Regions from separate parts of the Mus musculus genome. Here region 2 is linked to region 1. A link is a loop called in an ENCODE intact Hi-C map of the cell type or tissue named here. Cell type or tissue: left cerebral cortex. All regions are shown on one strand.

Region 1 (2,500 bases):
ATTCCACCCAGCAAATACGCGAAATGTCATGCTTCCCTGGCGTGGGTGAGGGGTGAGGGGTGAGGGGTGAGGGGTGAGGGGTGAGGCAGCTTTACTTTTCAAAGAGCTGATTACTCTTTAGGAGTAGACAAGCAAACAGATGTCTATAATGATTCAGAAGTTCAGCGGGCTTCACATCGATGGTCCAGTAGATCGGAGTGAGGCATTCCCAGGGCATTAGTGAAAAACACTGGGTGGGTCTGTGAGGGTTTTTCCAGAGGGGGCTAATGAGGGAAGAAGACCCCCATCCCCATGCCAAATGTGGCAGCACCACCCCACGGCTTGGGGGGTGCTGTAGTCTTGAATAAAAAGAAAAAAAAAAAGGAGGAGCCTTTTTCTCTGCTTCCGAATTGGTGGAGCCTTTCAGTTCTATCATCATAGTCTTGCATCGTGTCGTCATGTCCCCCACCATGTCTTTCCTGCGATGATGGACTGTACCCCTAAACCATGAGCCAGAACCCGCGTTCCCTTATATTACTTTGTTCAGGTATTTGATCAGAGCATCGAGGAAAGATAACTAATACAAATTACTCGGTAGGGTGTGGATGGTGTGCCAGGGAGCACAGCAGGAGAGGGTGTTTAATTCTATAGGTGGGAGGGCGGGCGCCCTGGGCACTCTCACTCTCTCGGGATCCACAGTAGTACCGAAAGTGTGTTGAAAATAAGGTGATCCAGGATTGCACATCTGTGTTTGCCCACTGGTGAGAGGAAGTGAGTGGAAAGTATTCGTCCCTTTCTCTTTCATGTAAGAGTCTAAAATATCCCATGAGTTCTCACACTGGCTTAGGACCCACCCGGTCCTTCTGAGCTTTCTTCTGCCTTGAAATATTCTGTGACTACAATTTCTAAAGTGTCCCGAGGACGGGCTAGGTATTTATGGCATATATACACATATCTTTTGTTTTGTTTTGTTTTCTCCTGAGGCTACCAAGTAGCTCACAGCAGCATTTTGATAACTGGTTAGATGCACTGAGTGGAAGAGAAGAAATGTATGTTTCCTCCCTGTGATCTTGCTTCTTCTCACACATGGTTAGCTCATTCCCTTCTTTCTGACGACAGATATTAAAGGCAAAATTCCATAGCAAATTTCTAGAAACTCTGCCTTCGCCTCGCTCCATCTTTCTTTTCTTTTTTATAAAGAGGAATGGAAAAGATGAGACCTCTGCATTCATTCTTGTCCCGGGCTTTATCTCTTTTCAGATTGGTTCTCCGTTTCCAGGGAAACCACTAATAAAGACATTCAGCTTGTTATTTTTCTCATTCTGTAACTCCGAAAAATCACCTGGCTTCTAGATTACATCGGATAATGGAGATATTTACTGCTTGACACATGAAATAATCAATCATTCAATGAAGCAGGAATTGACCATGAAATTCAATCCCTTTTCTTTTCTAAGGGGATCAAAGCCTTGCCCTTGATACTTTTGTCCACAAGATGGCGCTAAAGTCCTGCGATTATTTGGACTGTACCAGCCCAAATTGGTGCTGTACTTTTTAAAGAGGCCCCCCTTTCCTCTTCCTTACACATAAAAGTGCCATCCAAGAGAGAACACAAACAGCCATTTCATAGTAGGCCACATTCATCGCACAATTTTGGAGGTGCTCATAATTACAACCATAGGCCGGCCAAACAACATGAATGGACACACCCTAGATTCCAAGCAGAAATGAGATAACAGGCTGAGATTGGTGTTTTTACTTGAAAAATTGCTTATCAAGGAAAATAAAGACAGCTAAATATAATGTCTAGTTAGAAATCATTTTAAAAAGAATCATAAATAGCATGATGATAGTTTTTAATCTCACTTGTAGCTTGAATGCTATTGGGACACTGGACATTTTTAGAAGTCTAAAATAATAATTATGATAGTAGGTAATTATTGTAATAATTTCTATGGGCGTGGTGCTTTTATCTTTTCTATTTTTTTTAAATTCACTGTGTAGATGGTGATTGCTGTGAACTCACAGAAGGGCCATGTCTGCCTTCCCTCCACCTCTCTGATAGCTCACCAAGGACGGTGTTAGCTGTGTCTAGTCTAGCAGCATAGTCTTCAGAATGCCCCCCCGCCCCAGCACCACAGAATTTTTCCCAGCAGATTCCCAGTGAATTTGCATTTGAATTAGTGTCCTCCGGATTTCTATCCAAGAGAACAAAATCTCCTTATGCCATTGTAATTCACCAAACCCGAAAATAAAACAACAACAAAAATAATTGCTTGTAAATATGTTCAGAAGACAAAGATGCAAACTGCTTGCAAGTACATTGGTTTTGAGATCCCCACGGGCTGTGTTGGATCCGTTTAGTAGAATTTATAAATTGACCCCCAAATATTACAGATTTAATTAATATCAGAATTCGGCCTCCCTATGAGACACTTATTAAATAAAAAGTTTAAGTACCAACTCAAAATAAATCAACTGACATGTGAAATTCTCAATTATGTCTAATTAGTATGTTTGT
Region 2 (2,500 bases), 810 kb after region 1:
CCAGCTGAGCCACTCTGCGCTACTTACTACATGCTGCCCCACCCCTAAGCCCGCCAGCCCTGGGCTTTAGGCTGCTTATTTGAAATGCACTTCCCTGTCACATCTCTTGTTAACTCACATTTTTCTCTCCTACATAGTTTAAAATCCTCAGCTGAAATACAGGCTCGAGCAGTGAAGGTTCTGAAGTAACGATGATGTTAGCCTGGGGACACATTCCAAGGCAGGCAGACAGAGACTCTACAGCACCATGGGGACAGGCCAGCTCCCACAGGAATGGTCAGAGTGAAGGCTCCTGCTGGACAGTGGACAGTAATTATAAGAAACTGTGCTTGCCATCCTGGGGCAGGGGGATAAGGGACAACTCCATGGGCTGGGTTGAAATTTGGAAGAATCAAGAAATGGTAGAGTACAGCACAGAAGAAGTGGAGCAGCGGCCATCAGGAAGCCAATTTGTCAAGTGGGCCCTGGGGACAGAACTCATGAACCCTGTCCCTGCCAAAACCGGAAGTGAACCCCGTGGGGGGGGGGGGGTGTCTTCTGGGTATTTTGTTGTTGTTTATGTTTCTGAGAATGAATGATATACATGTATGGAGTCTAAAATCTCCATATCAGATCCACACGGGCTGTACAGCCATATTAGGAAGGTTATATGTGTTATCATTATTGTTAATTTCCCACTGCAAAAAAAAATGGAGTTCTACAATTATATTGGGGACTGTATAATGGCATATTGAGGACTTATGAACATATATACTATATATTTGTATATACTATATATATATATACTATATATACTATATATTTGCTACTTTCTGAGTTATAAAGTACTTTGCTTTCTGTGTTATGAAGTACTTTGCAAACAATTATTTGGGTCAGTACAGATGTCTTAGGTTTTTTATTGCGGTGTAGACACACCATGACCAGAGTAACTCTGGTAAAGAAAACATTTCACTGGGGCTGGCTTACAGTTTCAGAGGTTTAGTCCATTATCATCATGGTGGGAAACATAGCAAAGTCCAGGCAGACATGGTGCTGGAGGAGTGCTGGGAGTTCTACATCTTGGTCTGAAGGCAGCAGGAAGAGACTGGATCTCACAGGCAGCCAAGAGGAGACTGGATCCCATTGGCCAGACTTGAGCTTGTATCTAAGCCCTCCAAGCCCACCCACACAGTGACGCACTTCCTCCAAAAAGGCCACACCTCCTGATAGTGCCATTCCCTATGGACCAAGCATTCAAACACATGAATCTAGAGGGGCCATACGGTATAGGTAATTGACTAAATTCTGGCAGGTTCTTTCTCCAATACAGCGACAAGGACAAAAGTTTGTCCACAGTGCCCTCTAGTGGTTTACATTTTCAACACAAATAGACATCCTTTAAACAGCCCTTCCATGGTATTAGAATGAGGCGCACCTGTTTGAGAATCTCAAAACTGCAGGATTTGGGATCCTTAAACCTAGAATCTATTCATAAATGTCATTTTAGTCTATTAAACTGCCAACGTTAGTCTGTTAGTTCCTGGCATGAAAGTGATATGTTCTTGAGGAATCAATAAATGAATTACGAATATTAATATGTATGAGTCTCTCCTAATCCCAGTGTTCGTTTTTTAATCCATACCCCTGCCTTTGGACGATGCGCCTTCCACAGACAGATCTCATAGCTGTCCATAGAGAAACACAGCTGCCAAAGAGGAAACAACAACAACAACAACAAAATCCCATGATAACTTCACTATCTACATCTAAGATTTCAAATTCCTCATTTATAAATTATCATTATAGTCATCTTTTTTCTGAAATGAGCTGCCAATGCTCCCAGATGCCTGAAAACCAAGGAATCCTCTAGACCGAGGACCAAGGATGCTCTTCTTGGGCTTAGATGCAAGGTATCCTTACCAGAAGCTTAGTTAAGTCATGCTGCCGCCTCATAGCTATCGCAGCAACTTACAGAATCTAGGAAAATAAAGTAACAACAAGTAAAGGTTGTGAGGAAAGTCCAGTGGAAGAGAATGAAGAAAATGAGGGAAAAGAAAGGAACCCACATAGAAATACACACGAAGGAGGAATAATGAAAACCGGTAATAAATAAAACACAGACCCGACAGAGCCTGTGAAGCCAGCCTCAGAGGAAGGCAGGTGCTTGGTGCCTTTCAACCGTGAACCATTCGGAGACCTCCTCTTGCTGTCCAAAGCAGCAAGGATGGGAAGCTAAGTGGAAGCTCGTGGTTTCTAAGTTTCTGCCCCAAGTGCAGGAGCCTCCTCAACACCTGAGGATGCATTAGAACTCAGCAGGCTCAACACAGACAGTCCTCAAAAAACTTAAAACACAAATGCCCAGGGTCTAGCTACACCACCCCTGGGTAGATCCCAGAAGAGATCCATCAACACACACCAGAGATACCTGTGCATCCGTGTTTATCTTTGTACTGTCCGTAAGCACCACGATACGGAAACAAACATTCGATGAAAAGATAAAGAGAATAAGAAAAGTGATTAT

The links. A loop is a pair of places that touch in the nucleus more often than their neighbours do. Peaks named below come from ENCODE experiments on the same cell type or tissue, not always from the same donor. Only the 100,000 strongest peaks of a DNase experiment are listed, where the experiment ranks them.
Region 2: a loop joins it to region 1, with 4 times the contacts of the local background. A loop is called at or near these places in 29 of 42 quality-filtered maps.

Annotation. Positions count from the first base shown.
Region 1 is chr15:95,573,890-95,576,389 of GRCm38, reverse strand. No RefSeq gene overlaps it. Among named protein-coding and RNA genes, the nearest start is that of Gm31551, 24 kb to the left of the region's middle. In left cerebral cortex, a CTCF peak has its summit at 1,463 (motif pointing right); a DNase peak (open chromatin) is centred at 1,491.
Region 2 is chr15:94,768,158-94,770,657 of GRCm38, reverse strand. The region is part of intron 3 of Tmem117 (transmembrane protein 117); the gene reads right to left. Among named protein-coding and RNA genes, the nearest start is that of Gm25546, 88 kb to the right of the region's middle. In left cerebral cortex, a CTCF peak has its summit at 1,348 (motif pointing left); DNase peaks (open chromatin) are centred at 54 and 1,221; H3K27ac peaks cover 534 bases.